Linked DNA regions of Mus musculus: region 2 is linked to region 1. Evidence: chromatin loops called from intact Hi-C (ENCODE). Cell type or tissue: heart. All regions are shown on one strand. Each heading gives the region's core, and the rest is flanking DNA. Links, peaks and the distances in the headings are about the cores only. Region 1 overlaps Astn2 (astrotactin 2). Region 2 has its middle 30 kb from the start of Astn2.

What was found. A loop is a pair of places that touch in the nucleus more often than their neighbours do. Peaks named below come from ENCODE experiments on the same cell type or tissue, not always from the same donor. Only the 100,000 strongest peaks of a DNase experiment are listed, where the experiment ranks them.
Region 2: it touches region 1 in a loop (6-fold over the local background); 3 of 42 quality-filtered maps call a loop at or near these places.

Annotation. Positions count from the first base shown.
Region 1 is chr4:66,000,434-66,004,841 of GRCm38, forward strand. The region is part of intron 5 of Astn2 (astrotactin 2); the gene reads right to left. Among named protein-coding and RNA genes, the nearest start is that of Gm31533, 370 kb to the left of the region's middle. In heart, for the core only: a CTCF peak has its summit at 2,646; no DNase peak of the experiment used is centred there.
Region 2 is chr4:66,431,810-66,436,217 of GRCm38, forward strand. No RefSeq gene overlaps it. Among named protein-coding and RNA genes, the nearest start is that of Astn2, 30 kb to the left of the region's middle. In heart, for the core only: a CTCF peak has its summit at 2,213 (motif pointing left); no DNase peak of the experiment used is centred there.

The DNA of each region.
Region 1 (4,408 bases), core at 320-4,319:
TAAAATGAGGGACAAACTGGTAGAAAGAATAAAACTGAAAAGTATTCTGGAGCAACAATTTACTAAGAAAAATATCTGAATGACTATAATTATCTCTAAGAATCAAGAGGAAGGAAGGACATACATAGGTGAAGATTGCACTAAGGTCAGATGCTGATAAGCAGCCTCTAGGGGTTGGCGAGTTGCAATGGAAACAAAACTTCACAAAGGGACAGAAGCAAATGTGACTTCTTTAGACATTTTGGCCAACGGAACTGAACATCAGCACTTAGGTTTTACAGAGATTATTAAGGTAAAATATATCTATTCCAGAATATTCTTCCCTATACAAGCTATTAGTCTGTGCCTTCAAGAAGCAGAAAGGACATAAAAATCTCCAGTTTTTCAGTGCTTACAATGACACAAACACTGTAGCCATATGTGTATTTATGTACATTCTGTCAATCCATCCATTTATCTATCCATCCACCTGTCCATCCATTTATCCATCCATCTATCCATCCATCCATCCATCCATGCATGAATGCATCCATCCATCCATCCATCCCTTCATCCATCCATGCAATGTATTTATATTGAACTTTATACTTTCCAAGGTATAAAGTTTAATATAAACTGTTTAATATCAGGTTTTGGCTTGCATCCTTATTTGCTGGGGAAGGTGCTTTGCTGCAGGAATGAGATTCCACTGGGATATATAGACTGCTGCAGCAGAAAGCTAATAATCTAATTTGCCTTTCATTTCTTCTCCTAGTAACCCCCACCCTCTCTTCTGGCTGATCAGAATGGCATAAAATGCATTGCTTGAGAAATTCAACCAGAAATACCTTGGCATTGTTGATTCATATACTGTCTATAATTAGGGGTTTGATTGATTCTTAGTTTGGAAATGCCAAGTTGCAAGAAGAAAATCAAGTTTAAGTTAAATTTGGAGTTGAATCAATCACATTTTACAATGGAGAAAATAGATTTAACACTATCAGACCTTTATGTGTGAAAAACTTAAAGTTGATGTATCCCATTGCTTCTGTTCTCATGGGCCCAAAAGATAGAAGCTAGATCCAAAGTAGGGGGTCAAGTTCTTTAAGTGGTGTCTTAGTCAGGGTTTCTATTCCTGCACAAACATCATGACCAAGAAGCAGGTTGGGGAGGAAAGGGTTTATTCAGCTTATTCATCACCAAAGGAAGTCAGGACTGGAACTCAAGCAGGTCAGAAAGCAGGAACTGATGCAGAGGCCATGGAGGGATGTTCTTTACTGGCTTGCTTCCCCTGGCTTCCTCAGCCTGCTCTCTTATAGAACCAAGCCTACCAGCCCAGAGATGGCACCACCCACAGGAGACCTCCCCACTTGATCAATAATTGAGAAAATGCTTTGCAGCTGGATATCTTGGAGGCATTTCCCCAAATGTAGCTCCTTTCTCTGTGATAACTCCAGCCTGTATCAAGTTGACACAAAACTAGCCAGTACAAGTGGCAAAGGGCATATTGAATGGGAGTGGAGGATATGGATACTACAGTGGAGAAAAATGGTGCAAAGGAGCCCAAGGAATAGAAAATTCATGGAAATTACTCTAAAGAAACTGATCTTTGATTCTAAATATGGAAGTTTAAATTGAAATTTTCAACTTTAACAAACATCTAGCTTTCAACAAGCTTTGTACATTAGTTTCTTTTTCTTTTGATGTATGTGTTGGTGTGCATGTATGCATATACCATGCTAATGCTGACAGAGGCCATGAAAGAATTTTGCATACTACAATGTTGGATTCACCTGATATGAATGGTGGAAAACAAATATTAGTTCTCTGGAAGAGCTGTAAGTGCCCTGAAACCACTGAGCCATATCTCCAGCCCCATAAAATTCTTAACACCATGCTTTTATAATCCATAAAATGTCAGTGATAATCTCTAACTGGTAGAGAAGATGTGGGAATGAAATGGGGCATCATAGTGAAACTAGAAAGTACAGTGCCTGGCAGATACCCTGGGCTCCGTAAGCTCTCCTTGCCTTTTCCCTCATCTCACCTCCTTAAATACCCCCGTCCTACCTGAGCAACAGAGGTAAGTGGTAGTTTTGCTTATGCTGCAGTCCTTTGCTTTATACTTAGCTTCTGATCCCTGTGAATAAATCTTATCTCATGAGATGTAATGTTCTTATTAGATAATTCATTCATTCTGTCAACAATTGTGTGTGTGTGTGTGTGTGTGTGTGTGTGTGTGTGTGTGTTTGAGTGTGTGTGCAGATGTGGCATTGTGTGTTTTTGTGTACTGTGGATAGAGGATGAACTTAGCATCTATCCTCAGGACCTGTCCTTTTTATTGTTAAAGACAGAGTCTCTTACCAACCCTGGGACTGCTGATTCAGCTAGCTTGGCTTGACAACCAGCACCAAGGATCTACCCGTCTTCTCTAAGGCAAACCAGATCCTTAGCATAGCAAGGGAAGAAATTTATCCATCTATTCAGTCTCATAAAAATAGTCATTTAATGTTCATCTAGTTTATGCCATGGTTCATATTGCATACCATTCTAAGTTTTTCTATATCTGCAGCATGCTTGAATGTAGTAGGTGCTTAATAAATGTCTTGTGAATAGAACACCTGAGCACAAGTGAATGCTCAAATGTTGTTTCCCCTACCACCAAGAGATGTCAGCATCAGAATATTGTTGCACTTATCCTAGCCAAATGTGATCACTCAGTGTCTTTTGTAAGCACTGAGCTCTATGTGTCCAGAAATCATTCCAAAAGGCTATGCAGATGCTCCATTCTGCCTGCAGATCAGGGGTGACTAGCCCAGATCATAGGAGAACCTCATTAACCTCACAGAGTGCCCCATGGGATTCCTGTAGCTCCTGAGTTCCTGAGATTCTGTGTCAATATGCTATATTTTTGGAAACTGAAATTGGGACACACCGTCTGACAATTCCAATTGTCATGCCAGAGGCAGGAAGAAAAACGTGAAACCGGAGCTTTCTCAGAAACTCTGGAGTGGGTGGCCCTCCATGAATTACAGTGTTACATCTCTCAGGGTTATCATATCTAACTGAATCTCACCCACTTAGATACATGCATCTCCTTCGCTGTCCCCGCTGTTCTAATCCTAAACTAATTCTCATACCTTTATACTCTCAAATCCATGTTCTCTTTTGAGTGACATGGGATTCCTAGAATCTCTCATGTTCCATAGGTTTGTCTTCAAAAGATCTGTGTGGATATTTATTTGGTTCTTCATGAGATAGCAAACTCAAGACTTACCAAGCAGCTTGGATTACTCTCTGCTCTCAGCAGGTTAACATCTGAAAGGTCCCAGGATCTCATTCTATGAACCAACTTCTGCTGTCCAAGTTAAATAGAATGGATCTATGAACTCCTCTTTGGAGCACTGAAAGGTGTAATTGCATTGCCATGAGCTTACTGTTGAATGCTATTAGTTTGTTTGATTTTATTTCTCTGAAGTCACATTTTGAATATCTTTCACATACTTTTTTTAAAATTGGTTTTTATTATGAAGCCTTTCAGAATAATGATTGTTACCACTGCTGTGATCACCTCATGACTATTACCACCATCACCATTTATACACTTATATAGCAGACATCATAACTAAATTATTGTATGCACTATCTCATCTAATTGTCACAGAGACTTTATAAGAGTGTTCCTCTCATCACTTGCATGTTGCACATGAGATGAGTACAACTATGGCTACAATTTGCCAAAGGCAGTGCACTCAAAAGCAATGAAATTGAATTAGAAAATTATTTGATTTCTAAGCTTAGGCTTATACCAAGCGCCCCGTCTCCCCACTAATGTTAATGGTGTCAATTAGTTGCAGTCATGATAACTATTGACTTACCAACAGACATCTTTTTATCATTCATTCTGGAGTGATTCTAAGTCAATTCACTGTGTTCTTGTTGTTTTACCTGGTTCTAATAACAAGTCTTCCAAGTACCATTTCATAATAACAGCAAGGATCAGCCAAAGGATGAGAACCTGAGAGAGGCGAGCTAGATGTTTGTTTCCTATCCCACTATAGCCCCAAAATATACTAGTCATGGAGACACAATCTCACAGCAAACTTCCCATTCATTGCACTGTTACAATCTTTCAACTCACTCATCTCCAATGATCTTCTCTGATGTGCAGGAGTTACATGCATGAAATCTCAACAACATAGCTGCCCAAATATGACTTAAAGAAAGATGTTACCAATAGACATGCAAACTTGTAAAGGGAAAACTGATAGAGCTACAACACTAGAAAGAAAACTACAGGTAACTAAGGAATGCTGTTAACAGGGGAAATAGTCTTCCTCAGGGAAGGGCAAACCAATGGCCTACTCATACCAAACGGTTAGGCCTGAAAATACACACACACACATACACACACACACACACACACACG
Region 2 (4,408 bases), core at 238-4,237, 430 kb after region 1:
TCCCCTCCTTTGAATGTATACATGAGAAATTAGATTTTGGAAAGTTCAGAATGAAGCTAAAGCTGGGAATGCTGAAGTTTTCATCCTAGAAGGTGCAGCTACTGGAAATGATTTTGATCAAGCTGGCACTGTGTTAATCCTCACAACAGCCCTGCCTGTGGGACTGTCTGAACCATCACTTTCTAGAAGAAAATGGGTCATGGAGAGGATAACGGGCTTGAACCTTAAGTTCAGGTATTTGGGGTCCTAATTCTACACTCTGAATCAGTGTTCATCTATGTTTCTCAATAATGCAACAGTCTTACTGAAAGAAAGGAAATTCTTACTGAATGATAAACTTAAAACTTAGACTTCTATGCTAAGACTGGCATACCTTCAAACTATTTTAATTAAGAACAACGGGAATCAGATGCATCCTTAACTTATACAAAAAGGGGAACCATTTTAAGTTTGTGGAGCAGTGAAATCTTTTGAGAAAGGCAAGGTCAGCTATCCAGCTAGACTTCAGAAACATGAGACTTAAGACACTGGCAATGAATGTATCAGGTCTCCTCAAACCCTTATCTATCACCCTGTTCTCTTTATTATGTAAAGCTCAACTTTCTAAGTCTATGGTCCAAAGGTCCATAGATTCTTAGTGTTACCCTTTATACTATTAAGTTGTACCAACATAAGTATTACAACAAATTCCTATTATTTTCAACACCCCAAAGGATAAAAAGTATAGTGATAGTGGCCATGATGATAATAATAGTGACTGTCATTGATAAGGCTCTTGTGGTGGCAAGCAATATTGATATATGTGTCTGGTCCCTTTGCCCTCTAGAACTTATGTGTAAGAGACACAGTTTTTTTTTTTTTTTTTTTTTTTTTATTTATTACATGTAAGTACATTGTAGCTGTCTTCAGACACTCCAGAAGAGGGAGTCAGATCTCATTACGGATGGTTGTGAGCCACCATGTGGTTGCTGGGATTTGAACTTCGGACCTTCGGAAGAGCAGTCGGGTGCTCTTACCCACTGAGCCATCTCACCAGCCCGAGACACAGTTTTTGAAGGTATAAATGCTGTATGGGACGCTAAACCTAACTGAGTCAGTAAGGATCGTCCATGGAATTTCTACAGTTCTGTAAGTATCTGCTCTGACACTTTAAACAGCATTGAGATGCAGGCAAGGTGAAGATGACAACAGGTTTACAAAGATGCTCTTTGACTAACTTTATACTGCCAGAAAATAGCAGAAATATTAGTCAATGTCTCTTTGTACACTCAAATCAACCAAAGACAATATACTTAAATGAGGATAAGAAGCAGCACTCCTGACTTTTCATCTTCTACAAACTCTTTCTCTGTTCACAAAGAGAGTCTGAAGTACACATAATTTTGTCAATACAAGGTTCAGATTTTTAACCTTTTACCTAGAATCATTCTTCTATGACACTGAGCACATACAATTTTCGTCTATTATTTTCTACTTGGAGATGTCAAAGCTTTGAATGTTTACAATCACTATGTAGCAGTCCAATATTTCTTGTCTCCCTACCCTAGATTCTTTAAGACTATCCAATGACCAATAAATCACTGTCACTAGTGAGCTTATTTGGGCACCCCGAGTCTGGTTTCACACTGTGTTAGTCTCTGCTCTCTACAGGGATTACTACAACACATATCTTGGGAAACTAAAACAGATCTCTTGGGCAAATAGTATCTTATAAATCTGTATTATGTAGTTATACAGTTGTACAGAAAATCACAGGAACACACACACAAATGTTGGTTTTCATTCTAAATTTTAAACAGTAAGGTTCTAGGTTGAATCTCAAATATAACTTCTTGATCAACTTAAGGAAAAAGAATGCCAGGAGCCACTCAATGAAGATATCGCACACTTGTTCTGGAGACCTGCTTAAAGACTGGTTCTTTATTAACCCAGACTAAACATTGTCACCCCACAAACCATCTATAACTCCTAGTATCCATGCCATTGCCTAGTGCCAGATCATCATAAATAAATACAAGCTATATATGCAATAGAATATTGCTTAAATGATAGTTTGTGACTTCAATGCCTTGGTCCTTAATGATATTGTAACTTGTACTGTAGTCTGTCTTTGCTTGCTTACTCAGAGGGAAAATCAACAGCCATATCACAATGACATTTACCAAGACTATCCCATTTACCAAGACTAGAATGGAGAGATGCTGACTCCTTCTGGCAATAGTAAATATCAACTTTTAAGCATTTGGTATTCATAATACATGTAGATTCATCCAGCTCCTTCAAATGATTGACATTTTGACTCAAAATGAATGAAAAATTTGGAGCTACAATCATGCACTTAAACTATTACTAATTTTTAAATACTGTCTGGATGTTATGGCCTTAAACATCTATGTTTGTGTGAAGTTTAGCATGCAACAAATAGCTAGTTACACTTTAACTGTGCTCAGCCCTACTCTTACTTAGAGATAGTAAAAGTAGAGCTCCTATTGAAGGAATACATCTGTGAGCACTTTGAAATAGCAGCATCAAGCTGCCCCGAGCAGATGGACACAGATACAATAGGAAAGAAACATTCAGTTCTTTCAGGGGTTGGGGTTGAGTCACTGAAAGGAGTCAGTTTTGGTGGAAGCTGCTGAGTAAGAAGGAAATCTTTTGTGGTTGAGTTGGGCCCCCCAACACAGGGAGAAACAAAAGGCAGTGGATAACAGGACTGATAAGAAAATAGTAAATCTAGGGGGAGAGGGAGAAACAGGTAAATCCAAGGATGAGACGATATCTTAGGATTTCAGTAGTTCCCCAGAAACTCATGTTGTCAACTCCAACTGCTTGGTCTTCAAGAAAATTCAGATATGAATCCAAGGTATTCTAAAGGATCCTAATTTCAAAGTCAGCCTTAAACACCCTTTCAGATGTTTGCATATACACCGAGACACAAGGTTTAGGACTTGACTCTAAGACAAGGTAGTGTGTAGCACAAATTCTACAAGTTCTTTGCTATCTTTCTATTTTTTTTTTGTTTTTCTTTTTTTTTTAATTAGGTATTTTCCTCGTTTACACTTTCAATGCTATCCCAAAGGTCCCCCATACCCACCCCCCCATTCCCCTACCTACCCACTCCCCCTTTTTGGCCCTGGCGTTCCCCTGTACTGGGGCATATAAAGTTGGCAAGTCCAATGGGCCTCTCTTTGCAGTGATGGCTGACTAGGTCATCTTTTGATACATATGCAGCTAGAGACAAGAGCTCTGGGGTACTGGTTAGTTCATATTGTTGTTCCACCTATAGGGTTGCAGTTCCCTTTAGCTCCTTGGGTACTTTCTCTAGCTCCTCCATTGGGGGCCGTGTGACCCATCCAATAGCTGACTGTGATCATCCACTTCTGTGTTTGCTAGGCCCCGGCATAGTCTCACAAGAGAGAGCTATATCTGGGTCCTTTCAGCAAAATCTTGCTAGTGTATGCAATGATGTCAGCATTTGGAAGCTGATTATGGGATGGATCCCTGCATATGGCAATCACTAGATGGTCCATCCTTTCGTCACAGCTCCAAATTTTGTCTCTGTAACTCCTTCCATGGGTGTTTTGTTCCCATTTCTAAGAAAGGGTAAAGTGTCCACACTTTGGTCTTCGTTCTTCTTGAATTTCATGCGTACAACCACTCTGGAAATCCGTCTGGCGGTTCCTCAGAAAATTGGACATAGTACTACCGGAGGATCCCGCAATACCTCTCCTGGGCATATATCCAGAAGATGTCCCAACCGGTAAGAAGGACACATGCTTCACTATGTTAATAGCAGCCTTGTTTATAATAGCCAGAAGCTGGAAAGAACCCAGATGCCCCTCAACAGAGGAATGGATACAGAAAATGTGGTACATTTACACAATGGAATACTACTCAGCTATTAAAAAATGAATTTATGAAATTCCTAGGCAAATGGATGGACCTGGAGGGTATCATCCTGAGTGAGGTAACCCAATCACAAAGGAACTCGCACAATATGTACTCACTGATAAGTGGATATTAGCCCAGAAACTTAGGATACCCAAGATATAAGATACAACTTGCCAAACGCATGAAATATCTTTCTATTTTAAAGCCATTGAATGATTCAGAGAAAGTGGCTTGCACATGGTCCTATTGTGACTTAGAGAGGAAATATTTCTCCCAAGAATCAAGTAGGAATATAAATGAGGAAGCTATGCCTTCTCTAGACACATGTTCAGTCAATTCTACTAAAAGCTAATGAAAGGAAGAGACTCACATAGCTTGGGGTCCATGATGTCCCCCACTGAACCCTATGATTTACCATGATGGATGGCTGAAGCAGCAAATTTCAAAACTGTGGGCACAAGTTTATGTTTTTATTGATGTAATTCTATCTCTATGAGAAAATATACCTTTGGGGACC